Regions from separate parts of the Homo sapiens genome. Here region 1 is linked to region 2. A link is a contact called in ENCODE Hi-C data. All regions are on one chromosome and are shown on one strand. Each heading gives the region's core, a stretch centred on a gene start or an enhancer-like site at or near the end of the contact. The rest is flanking DNA. Distances are from core to core; before and after follow the strand shown. Region 1 holds the start of STK17B (serine/threonine kinase 17b). Region 2 holds the start of STAT4 (signal transducer and activator of transcription 4).

The links. Hi-C counts contacts between places; a loop is a spot of excess contacts on that map. Pooled maps may share reads with other maps.
Region 1: a loop to region 2 is called in a pooled map, with 6 times the contacts of the local background. The contact joins the promoter of STK17B here to the promoter of STAT4 in region 2. A Hi-C loop is called at or near these places in 5 of 50 pooled maps.

The regions. Positions count from the first base shown.
Region 1 is chr2:196,169,333-196,175,780 of GRCh38, reverse strand. It overlaps STK17B (serine/threonine kinase 17b), which reads left to right and starts at 4,203. Exons shown (of 8, transcript NM_004226.4): 1 at 4,203-4,448. It overlaps LOC101927454 (a long non-coding RNA gene), which reads right to left and starts at 4,242. Exons shown (of 2, transcript XR_923737.2): 1 at 4,150-4,242; 2 at 2,933-3,876. RefSeq lists silencers at 3,908-4,137, 4,658-4,877.
Region 2 is chr2:191,147,994-191,154,602 of GRCh38, reverse strand. STAT4 (signal transducer and activator of transcription 4) reads left to right here and starts at 3,609. Exons shown (of 24, transcript NM_003151.4): 1 at 3,609-3,656; 2 at 6,399-6,527. The coding sequence starts at 6,400. RefSeq lists enhancers at 3,190-3,269, 3,400-3,449 and a silencer at 3,920-3,969.

The sequences.
Region 1 (6,448 bases), core at 2,954-5,453, 5.0 Mb before region 2:
GACCTACACTGCCTAACTTAGTAGCCACATGTGGCCATGAAACACTTGGGATGTGGCTAACATGACAAAATTTTCTATTTTATTTCATTGTCATTAAATTTATATTAAGAAACTGATACTGTATTTAGTTATTGAAAAACTTTATTTATTTTTGAGACAGAGTCTCGCTTTGTCGCCCAAGCTGGAGTGCAGTGGTACACAATCTCGGCTAACTGCAACCTCTGCCTCCTGCGTTCAAGTGATTCTCCTGCCTCAACCTACTGAGTTGCTGGGATCACAGGAACCTGCCACCATGCCTGGCTAATTTTTGTATTTTTAGTAGAGACGGGGTTTCACCATGTTGGCCAGGCTGGTCTTGAACTCCTGATCTCAAATCATCTGCCCGCCTTGGCCTCCCAAAGTGCTAGGATTACAGATATGAGCCACCACACCTGGCGTGAAAAACTTTAGTTTGTTCAAAACAACTTAGGAATGTGAATCTGCTTTTTGCAACAGTAAATTTTGTGAAATCTAAATACAGATCAAGTGTTTCCGATGAAAATTTGGCATCTGAATTGGGACATGCTGTAAGTATAAAATACTAGATTTAAGACAATATTAAAAAAGGAAGTAAAATGTCTCAATAATTTTTGTTGATTACATGTTGAAATGACAATGTTTTAGAAATATTGGGTTAAATAAAATAAATTGTTAAAATTAATTTTATCTGTGTTTACTTTTTAAAATATGACTAGTAGAACATTTGCCAATGTGCGTGGCATTTCTTTTGGACAGCTTTTACAGGACAGGTTATACTCTATAAACTGCAGTGAGTGGTTGGATTGGCATATTGGCCCTAGTTGATCATGGATGTTTTGGAGAGGAAAGCTGTGTCACCCTTTAAGGAAGACACTTGTACCAGTCTGAGTTATTACTCTCATCAGACAAAACTAGCCCCAATTAGCTTTGCTAATAGTGTTTCAAGAGAGTCAGGGGATGTGAGGTCTCTTAGAGTCTCTCTGGTTCTCAGTGCTTTCAAAATTGCAATGTGCTGTAGGCACCATGAGTAAATGCACTGCGACATCTCCATCTGAGTACACTCACTATTCCTACCTCCAGAGAGGGGATCTGTTTGGAGGAGCCTGTCTCCATTCAGTGAGCACCCCTGTTGGGTGGGGGGTTGAGCCACGCCCCTTCAGAGGCTGTTGGCCTTGCCTGCGTCTGGCTACCTTTAGCCTAGCCACAGGTTTCTGGTATATTCAGTTCTAGACAGGTAGTAGAGCTTGTTTTGCCTTTTCCACATGAATTCTTCAGAAGGAGGGTGTGTCAGTGGCAAGAGTTTTGAGTTTGAGGCCTTCTGCTCTGTGCAAAACCCTCCTTTTCTGCATCTACAGGGAGTAAACATGGAATCGGTGAGAATCACTTTCCTTGATCATTATGTGGTCAGTATGCGGTGACTGACTTGATGTGACTGGGGAAGGTCCCTTCCCTGGACAGAATATGGTGAGTGTCGTGCCATTACCGGAGAGGATCACCTTCCCTGGCCACATGTGGTAAGCAGTGACTGGGAACGATCATCGCTCCCAGTCAGTGTGTGATTACTAACCTGGAGTGATCCAGGAGGACCACTGTATTTGTTTGCTTGGACTGCCATAACAAATACCACAGAGCGGACAGCTTAAACAACAGACAGTTCTGGAGGCTAGAGGCTGTTGATCAAGATATCAGCAGGTCTTGTTTCTTCTGAAACCTCTCTGCTTGCTTTGCAAATGGCCACCTTCTTGTTATGTCCTCACAGGGTGGTCCCTTAGTCAGTGTTGTATGTGTCCTAATTTCTTCTTATCAGGACACCAGTCATCTTGGATCAGGGGCCACTCATATTATCTCATTTTACCTTAATTACCTCTTTAAAGGCCCTATCTCCACATACGGTCATACTCTGAGTTCCTGAGGGTTAGAATTTCAACGTATGAACTGGAAAAGAACACAACTGAGCCCATAACAACCGCCATCCCTGGTCGGAATGTGTCATTCAAGGATGGTCAACTTAATGAACTGTGTGGTCAGAAGCAATGACCACAGAATGACCATCAGGTCACCTGGAGATTTCCTACTCAAGGGAATGAGAGCAGGAACATATATCTTTGACACGGTGATGAATGAGTTTAGGTAAATGAGGTGGATGGAGGAATGTATTGACTTCTGAATTTTCCTGCAAGGCCACAGATGTACTGCCTCCTCCTCAGCACCAGGAATTCCTTGTTACTTGAACCACAGTGCCTGAGACCAAGTAAGTGTAGTTGAATGTCCTTGGGATAGTGTGGTAAGTCCTAGTTAACAAATCTGACATCAGGCACAAGGGTTAACAATCTATTTAGGGTCATAAAAGAAACACAAACTATCAGCCCTGCACCAAAGAACATAAGGCAGAGGTGATCAGGCTGGGAACAGAAAGTAGGAATCAGCAGAGTTCTGATTCCTGAAGAGGGTAACCTTCTTAAAGTCAGAAACTGATGAACAGGTATGGATGAGGAGGATGGTGATAAGCTGGAGCTAAGGCAGAAGCAGGAAAATGCAAGACATGACAATATCCCTAGGAGGCTGGCTGGTTACAGCAGAGGTATTGTGACCAAGAGGACTGGCTTACAGTGGTGCCAGAGAGAGAAAAGTCTGTGTCTAGGTGTGAAGTGATCTGGGACTGGATTAGTGACGGGGAGTATGGGGTGAGTGTGAGAAGATTGCTAAAAGCTGGCAATTGATGAAATGTTGAAATTAAGGAGGTCCAAAGTTAAACACACAACCCCAAAACCACCATAATGATGTAATCCTGTGACCCCCAAGAGGTTACTAGTTTTGGTACTGGTGCTGAGACCTCTGGAATGCAACACCTATGCTCATGAAAGAAAAGATGGGAACAGTCTCATTGCTTACGGATTCTTATACCCCAGAAAAGTTAATTCCAGTGTGTGGCATTTTATTTTCATCCTAACTTTAGGCTTCTCTAGTCAGCCCAATTGTTAGCAACAAGAAATTAGATAGATGGAAGCAATATTCTCCATTTGACAAGGTTTAGGGGCAAGACATTATTAACCTGGGAGGAGGAGTTAACCTAAGTAACAACAAACAGACTTCATAAAAGGGCTGTGATGCATTCTATACCTTTATCTTGGGGAAAATGCAGTAGGAAAGGGAAACAGCTAGCTTCACAGGAATTTGCTTGGCTTACTGGGATAGAACAAGAAAACCTGTCCTTTATATGCTAACTGAACATTAAGTCTTTTGAAAGCAAGAGGACGACTCCACTCCCAGTATCCTTTCCCACGGAAGGGTTTTCTGCAATTATCGTAAATGTCCTCTGAAAGCAATCCTAGATTACATAACTAATCCCATATATGTATGAGTATGTGTGTATCCTATACATATAAACTAGGATTATATATCTATGTAAAACATTTGTGTCTTGCACAGAACTTTGAAAATTTCCACTGTCTTCAAAGGATAACAGATCTTGAGTAGGTTGCTGAGGGCTTTCATCTTTTTCCTTAGCACTATAAATGCAAAATCGGCTATTCAGCCTATTGGGACCCTCCCTACACTGCCTTCAGTCAGTGCCTCAGAAGGGACACCATTCGCGACAGCGGACGTTAGCAGTGGGGTCTAGGTTCCATAAATCCCCAACTGATGTTGACACTCCGAGGAACCTCTGCCAAGTTGTAGCAAACTGGGTTCTCCACTTACAGGGTACGTTCCGGTCCTAAGGAAGACTCTCAAGAAGAGTCAGAAAATAGGTCTTTGGTAGGCACTGAAGTTTGGTAACTAGTCGCAGGCAGCTGGGACGAATTTTGCGGCTTCCTTCTCCCCGGTCTCCGGATATTCACACCTCTCGAACTGACCTCTCTGAAGGTGGGAAGGAGTACACAGAGCAGTAGTTCCAGCCCCGCGCGCCCCCTCTGCAGCGCCGCCCCCTCCGCCCCTCCCTCGCGGCAGCCCGAGTGCGCCCCACCTGCGCCGCCACGCCGCCGCGCCTCCCCGCCCCGCCTCGGGCCAGCCAGGCGCCGCACCCTCTCACCGCCGGGCCCCGCCCCGCACACGCGCCCCCGGCCGGTGCCCCGCCCCTCCCGTCACGTGACAGACCCACCCTCCGCACCCGTTCCGATTGGCTCTCCCGACCTAGGGGGAGGGATCTGGCGAACGGCGATGCCCCAGACGCGGCTGCAGTTTTCAAACCGCGACTGCAAGCTTCGGTAGTCCTCTCCGCTGCTGTCGCCAGGAGTCACTTCACGAGAAGCCAGGTCACAACCGTCGGCCCTTGTCTGGAAAAGTAAAAGTGGATCCTGCCACGTTCGGAGCTCCCTGGCGCCTCGCCCGGCTGGAGCTAGAGAACTCGTCCTGTGGCGGCCCCCGGCGTGGGGCGGGACAGCGGCCCCCTGGAGGGGGCAGTCCCGGGAGAACCTGCGGCGGCCGGAGCGGTTAGTGTCCTGCGGGATTGGCGGGTTGGCTCGGGGCTGCGATGGAACCAGCCGCCTCGGTACAGAGACCTCATACGTGAGGAAGGAGGACCCGAGGAGGGTTTAGGCGGTACGGTCCGGCTGAGAGGGGCTTGGACTCCGCCGCCCCTGAGGTGGCTGATTGCTGCTGGCGCCTCTCCGCTTTGCGGCTGGAGTCCGGGTTCCCTGGGGCTCCGCGCGGGGGGCGGCCGGCGGTCCTCCCACCACCCTCCTCAGCCCGGGGCGCGTGTCTGTGTCTGTGCGTGTCCGTGTGTCCCCGTGCGCCCTCCACCCGGCCGGCCCCGGCTCTCCCCAGGTCGCGCCAGGCAGGGCCCCCTTCGCGGCGGGCCCGCGCGGGTCCCTTCCACAGCAAGGCCACGCGGTCCCCCTAGCCTCTCCCGAGTCCCAGCTGCGGCGTGGGCGCGTTCCCATCGGGACTCGTGGACGCGTCCTGCTCCCAGCTGCCTTTCGTCTAGAGAAAGTTCGTGTTCATCTTGTGGGACGTTTTCAGTTACTGCTTGGGAACAGTGTTTTAAAACCAGCGAGAGATCAAGACGGGCTACAGCTGTTTCCGTGATTTTCAGCGATCTGATTTTTGCTTTGATGCCTTGTGACCCACTTAGTGTGCACGACTCATCCTCAAACTATACCACTACTGGATGCCAACGATTTTTGACATTTACCCAGGCTCTTTGTTTTATTGTAGGGAAAAGCGTTTCATTTGAATTTCCTCCGAGGGAGAAGTAGAGACAAAGTTGAAAGAGGCTTTATAGCAGCTGGTAGCTGGCATTAGTTTCTGTCTGGACTAGAGGCACTCTGACATCAATTTGGAAATTGGAATTAAGAAAATACGTTTTTAAAATCGTAATACTTATCAGATTTCACTAATATTTAAACACATGAGGACTGTGTATCACATTCACCGATTGTTTTGTCGACGTAATGTTTACATCTGTGGTGCTAATGATAAGCAGAACCTTGCCAGGGACGTTTGACGTGGTGTGGCCACTTTACGTTTTCAAGTCTATGAGAATGTCTGCGCGGAGACAGCATAGCTCTGTAGAAATGAGTGGCAGCGTATGTAACCTGGCATTTTGAACCCAGGAGCACAATTTTATTAAAGGAAAATAAACCTACTTTCTCATTGATAACACTGTTTTTTAGTTTTATGGTGAACTGTTCGGAAGTAATTTTCAACAAGTGCTTATTTTATAAATATTAGACCGTGTACCCCTAGGATTGTGTATTTTTTAAGAAAACTGGTCCATAGAAGCGGTGCAAAAGTTTTAAACTCATCTGCCTCGGATCCTCCTCCTCTGAGCAGATGCTCAATTAAACTTTTTCTAGTATCTTAATAATTGGAGGTATTAATAGATGTTTTATTTTTGAGATACATATTGTACATTTTAGATCTTTTTTTTTTTCTAAAGTAGGGATCCAAAATTGAGGTGAAATATATTTGCTTACATGGCAAGACTTTTTAAAAGTAGAATTTCTGTAATTGAAGACCATCCTTTTTTGTGTGTGAATAGAATGGTTGCGGTTTCTCTTGGGATCATTGATTAGTGAATTACGATTTGGTTAAGATAGAATGCGTTTTTAGGAAGTTGGAGGTTTGACTAATCGCTGTGTTAGCATATGAGTAACAAATTTGAAGAAGATACAAGCATTTTTATGGCTGACGTTTCTAATCAGATAATTTTATTTTTAAGCTTGCTCTGTTTTACTTTTGTTAAGTGAACATTTTAACATGTTTTAAAGCTCTTTGATAATTATAAGGGAGAATTTCCTTATGAAAATATTTTTGCTTTAATTTTAGAGACACAAGAAGTCAAGGAATTCAGTTAATAACACTTTCACTTAATCGTTAAATTGCCTTAAAATTGCATGCATAGTATATTGTAATTCACATTTTCTGTATGTAAGATTGGCAGTTAAGAATAGTATTCTGGCCGGGCGCAGTGGCTCAAGCCTGTAATCCC
Region 2 (6,609 bases), core at 2,360-4,859:
CCAAGAAAAAAGTGCGTATTTGGGCAGAGAGTCCCTCATGATAGACATCTCTGGATAAACGAGTTACAGTTGGCAGCATATGGCAAATAGAGCAGAGGTTCTCTAAGTGTTACCTGCAGATCCCTGGGAGTGGTCCCCGAGATCTTTTTAGAGCATCTGCAAGGTTAAACTATTTTTATAATAATACTAATACAGTTTTGTCTTTTCACCCTGCTGACATTTGCACCAATGGTACCAAAGCAAAGGTGGGTGAAACTGTTGGGGCCTTAGCACAAAGCAAGGAAGTGGTGCCAAATTATACTAGCAGTTGTATATTTCACCACCATGCACTTACAATAAAATGCCAGTTTGACTTAAGAATGTTTTTGATGAAGCAGTAAAAATTATTAATTTTATTAAATCTCAGACCTTAAGTACACGTCTTTTTAATATTCTTTGTGATGAAATGGAAAAGGCACATATTAAAGGATGATGGTCATCTCGAGGAAAAGCACTTGCGTGATTGTTTGAGTTGCCAAGACGAGCCTGTCACTTTAAGGAAAACAACTGGTAGTATCTGCTGCCAATAATAAAACTGAGCTTTCAAGCAAAAATTAGAATTTGAGCTTGACTGCTTCCCAGTATTTAAAATACTTACATGATGAGATCAACATTGATATTACCTGACATGAATTTCTGAACACTGTATGATGAAATGTTGTATTCATTGTATGATGAAGTAGGCAGCATTTAGAAAATCTGCATACTTCAGTGGACCAATGTTTTTTAAATGACCAGTGTCTGACATTGCAAAATAATTTGTGGGTAATAGTTTCATTCAAAATATATACAACAAAAGATTTGAATGTAACAGTATACATAAAGTATATGTTTACATAAAGTATACATAAAGTATATGTTGATAAGGTTTCAGATTTCACAATGCAACTAGCCCTTCAGAAACTACCACTCATTGAGTTTTGATGTGGTATCAAAGAAGAATAATTATTTGAAAAGGTCATTATAATACTCCCCTTTTCCAACTACATAAATGTGTGAGTCCATACTTTCTTCAAATATGTCAACCAAAATAATACTTTGCAGCAGATTAAATGCAGAAACAGATATGAGAATCCAGCTGTCTTCTCTCAAACCAGACATTAAAGAGATTTTTAAAATGCCACTCTTCTCATTACGTTTTTCATGTTGGAAGATATATTTGTTTTTCTTAAAACATGTTTAACATGGAGTGGGTTTATTATTGTCATTTTGAAGGAATAAATACATATTTTAATTTTTTCTCAGATTTAAGTTTTAACACAGTAAATAAAAATTTCATCCAGAACAGTAATACACAAACATTCCTTGGGTTTGTCAACAATTTTTAAGGGAATAATGGTATCTTGAGAACAAAAGGTTTAAAAACTGCTGTGGAAGCCGCAAGGTAAGGCCCTGAAAAGGAGGAGGAGAACAAACTCTGTTTTGTACAGCAGGCACTCAACAATTGAATATGATAATGATAAGGACATGTAAAACCAGTGTGACTAACACTATGAGGCAGGAAGTGAAAAGTGCTAAATAAGTGGTCTAGATGTGCACTGTCCAACACGGCAGCCACTAGCCATATGTGGCTTGGAATGTGGCTAGTCCTAACTGACATGCCCTGTAAGTGCTAAATATACACCAGACTTCAGAGATTGAGTATGAAATAAGGAATGCAAAGTATCTTATTGATAATTTTTTATATTGATTATATGCCAAAATGTTAAGATTCTTGTATATATTGGGTTATTTACAATATTAAAATTAATTTCACCTGTGCTTTTTTCCTTTTTAATATGGCTATGAGAAAATTTACAATTACATATGTGGCTTACATTTTATTTCTCTTGGAGAGCGCTGGTTTGGACAGGAAGTATGAAGAATTTGGAGCAGGGAAACATTGCTGTGGGTTCAGGTCATCGGGAAGTCTTCACTGAGAACTATAGGATTTCACTAAGTAGGTAGGCTCAGGGAGGAATATCCAGTTGAAGAAAGCCTCGGTAGTGAAATATGAGGTTAATCTGGGCAGCTGAGGTGACTGCTTGGGTCACATCATGGGCTCTTATAGGGGAGAAAAGTTTCCTGGATAGGTTGGGACCAAACTGTACAGAACTTAAACTGCCAAGAATTTGGATTTTTTTCCTATAGGCAGTGACAGCTTCTCCAGAAGAAAATCAGACTTTGCTTAGTAGCTTATGGAATAGCCTGAAATTGGCACTTTCTTATGTAGGGTCAGAGCAGCATAAGCTCCTGGAAACTGCCTGCTCAACAAGCAGTGGGGACCAGGCCTACCTAACCAGGAAATTTACAGTGATATGGAAAGTGTGACTTTGGATTGATTGACCTATTTGGGGGTGGGTGGTAAGTTTAAGCACATGATAATGTCACCTGGGAGAGAAGAATCCAGAGGGTGTACCTGTGTGAAACCCGTCAGGGAAGAGGGAGGCAGGCCTTTCACCTTGGTATATTGCTCTAAGCATGTGTATAACCAAATTGAGTGACACTTTCTACCTTTCTTTCAGTCTGTCTGTCTGTCTTTATTTTTGTCTTTGTTTTACTATTTTTACTTTCTTAAACATTTTTATTGATTTTTTAATATACGGTGGGATTTTACTGTGTTGCCTGGGCTGGTCTCAAACTCCTGGGCTCAAGGAGTCCTTCCACTTCAGCCTCCCAAAGTGCTAGGATTACAGGTGTGAGCCACACGCCTGGACTTCTCTTTATTTTATTGAACCCCTACTGTGAATCAAGGGGTTAAGAGCTAACTACAAGGAGATGAAATGAAAAGACCACTGAAGTGGGAAGGGAAACACCTGGGCTATTATCGGGCTCCGTGGCTAACTTATTGAGTCCTCTTGGTCACCTCACTGGGTCTCTTCAGATATGAAAGAGGATTTAGCATTAGATGGGACCAAGACTTCCTCCAACTCTGTGATTCTAGAACAGGCTGATGTCACAAAGGGAGAAGAACGCACCGTAGCAACCAGGGGCAAGGCTACTCAAGGAGAGTAGGAGGAGGCTAGGTCAGGAAGGGCAAGCACTGGTGGCCTACCCAGGACTTGGCCCAACCCTCTGGGTCAGGTCACCCTCGTCGGAGTGAGCGGACCCCGCTGGAATTGGAGCCCAGTAAGGTCTATGAGTTTGGTGTTTTGATCCTGGCTACCCATCCCTTCCATCCCAGGGGTGGTTCACCAGGCTGAGTGGAGCCTTATACTAGGGAGAGAGGAAGCTGAAGAACTGGGCTCCAGGTAAGTAACTCTGCAGAGGATCTCAGATTGTCTAAGGAAACCACTGAAGAAAATGTATGCCCCGCCCCTCCCCTTTTTCCTGGCACTGCTGAGCCACCTGCAGTTGCGAGAGCCGCTGGGAGGGATAAGAGGGAAGAGGACGCCCGGTGAAGGGGCTCCAGCCTGGCAGTTTCTGCGTGTTAGCATTTCTAGAATAGAGTGGGTGGGAACTGACCCAAGTAAAGTCCCAGAGACTCGAACACTGACGCACAGGAAAGCCTCAAGTGGGAGGAGAAATGCAAATCCCCTACTGATGATGGCGTCAGCGGCTTTCTCCTAGGGACTGTGAGGGGCGCTTCTGACTTTGGACTTGAGCACTGCCTGGGACCTGTGCTGAGAGAGCGCTAGGTAAGTGGCCAGACCACACCTTCTGGCTGCCTCTTGTAAGGAGGACATGCTTATTATGCAGGATACTCTGAAGCTTTGCTTTCCCTTGGCGTTTTGACAATTGCTTCATTTTAACCTTCCTGAGGAGGCTTATTATAGAAGGAAGCGCCCGACTCCACGACCCACAGATGCGCCCTGGCACGGGTTCTCCGCGGAAACCGCTCCGCAGGCCCGCGCCACGGTGCCCGGGCGAATCTCCCTGCGGGGGCCAGGGGAGCTGCGGCGGCTGCGGAGGTGTGTCCTCGCGGAGGCTGAAAGTGAGCCCCTCTTCACTTTCTTAGCCAGCTTCTCTAGAGCTGTGATGTCTGACTTTAGATTAGCGTACCTGGATTTCAGAAAAAAGCTTGCAGCTACGGCAGCCGGTGACTGTGGCTTTGATGGGCGCGAGTGACATTTTAGGGCAGGTCATCTCCTTTTGCAAGCTACAGGCCACAGAGCCAAAGCGGCACCACCAGCTCACAGACGGTGGGACAAAATGCCCCTTTAGTGGGATCTTCTAGGAAATGCACGCAAAAAGGACAGACAGGCACTGAGTTTTCAGAAGCAACGTCACAGTTTTCATGAGAAAGAAGTAGCCCCTAGAGAGTGAAAGCAAAGAAACCTGCTGAAGGATGTCTAAAGGCGTTCCCAGAGGCTGCAATAGAAAATGTCCTAGGACTATGTATTCCTTCTTCTTCCTTTTTTCAGCTTTGAATTCAGCTCTCCGAAAGACTCAGATCTTAGTAGTGATTTTTTTCGGTGTTTATTTTTATTTTTTTTAATTTTCCTTTTATTTTCATTTGACACACAATTGTAAATATTTATGGAATATACAGTGATATTTCAATAAATATGAACAATGTGTTATGATCAAAGGATATTCAGCATATCCATCACCTCAAACATTTATCATTACTTTGTGTTGTGAACATTCAAAATCCTCTTAGCTTTTTGAAAATATACACTAAGTTATTGTTAACCATATTCATCCTAGTGTTACAGCACTAGAACTTATTCCTCCCATCTACCTGTAAGTTTTAGTTAGAAAATAGATTTTTCATCCAAATCATAGCGGGGGTTTAACAATAGTATGATGAAAAACTGTAATGCTATTTTCAACTCATGTTCTCTGTTGTCATTAACTAAAATAAATTGATAGATAGGACAATGTTGATAGTAGCATGAGAACAAATGTTCCAATTTTGTGTGGAATATATACACATCCGATGGAATATATATACATCCGATATCTGGAAAAACAAATGGTTCAGACTCAGGAAACCTCAGGTTGTCCCTTAGAAGCCTCACACATTAGGCAGGCGTCATTTCGCCTATTTGATCTTCAAGTTTTTCCTTTTTAAAGTTGACATACTACTTATATCCACCTACCATATTCATAGCAATGTCAGGAGTGCCACTCATTCTTCATTTAACAAGCATTGATTGAGCATTTACAATATGCCTAGAATTGTAAAGTGTAAAGGTTTTCATAAATATAAAATGATATGCAAATAAAACATTACTTCTTTTCCCACTTGCTTTCTCTTTAGCAAAACATTGGCAACACGTTTTTTTATAAATTTTAAGTCATTTACCAGGAGCTCAGGGAAAAGGTGCTCAAAATGATTCTACTTAAAACCCAAAGAATATGTATATGAAATATATGAAATTACCCTGGTGTTCTATAGGCAAAAGGAAACCTTAGCCTATCTATGAGATATGTTGAAATGTTATGGTGATTAATCATGTAAAAGGGGGTTTGGTGTTTTTACTTGACTTAGAATTGCTGAGAAAACAACCAAAAATTTGACTTTGGAAAACATAAAATGCTGTAATTTCAAGGAGGCAGCGTCATACTAATTTTCCTGAGTTAGGAAATATGTCTACAGCTTCTAAATTGGCCAGAGTGGGGTTACAAGGGGGAAATGCGTACTTTTCTTTTATGACAGGCTGCCAAATAGGTATCAAGTGTGGTTTCTTACTCCTTAAGTAACTTGAGGGTTTAACCACTATCAGATGTTTCTCAGAGACAAAAAGACTACATCCTTTAAGAGCTTTGCCCATCTATAATGGATCCTCACAGAGAGAAATGAAACACATTCACTGGTTCAGAAATATTTTTAATTTAAAAAACTGGAGCCTACGAAAATGCATACATAAAATTCTTCATGAAGCTAAGACAAAATTGGACTAGAAGTCAAGAACATAAAGCTGACTCTAGAAGCCAGACAAATCTGAAATAAAGAAAAAAGAAATTTGGCAATTTCATATAAAAGAAGCTTCTTGGGGGGTTGTTCCTCACATATAAAGTCTTAGAGGGTTTTAGGAGGTATAGTAAATGTCAAATACGTTTGCCTTCAAGTTGCTCCAAGTCTAAATGTTGAGGGGACAAGAGATAGGGAAAGAGCTTGTTGATAATAGAAATTCACATAGACAGCTGTGGGCAGGATGTGGGGTGTTTGGCAGAGTGGGAGTGAAAACTTTTTGGAGCAGGTAGAACAGGAGTTCATTTTAGAGCAAGGAAGGCTGTAGTTTAGGGGCACAGAAAGAAGGCTGCTCCCTTCATTAGGGTTGAATTATGAAAAAAAACCTTAGTGAAATTTTTGTATCCTTGGATATATTGGAATTCAGTCATAACATTGACTAATTCTAAGGAAAGAAGAAAATATGTACTAGGGCTATGAACAATATTTTAAAACTCTAATTCTACACCTTCTTTTATAGCATGTCTCAGTGGAATCAAGTCCAACAGTTAGAAATCAAGTTTTTGGAGCAGGTGGATCAATTCTATGATGACAACTTTCCCATGGAAATTCGGCATCTGTTGGCCCAATGGATTGAAAATCAAGACTGGTAGGATCAAACATATTTTCCCTAGAAGTTGATGCACAAATGTCTGATGCTCTATCCATGTGAATTTATTTTATGGTCCACT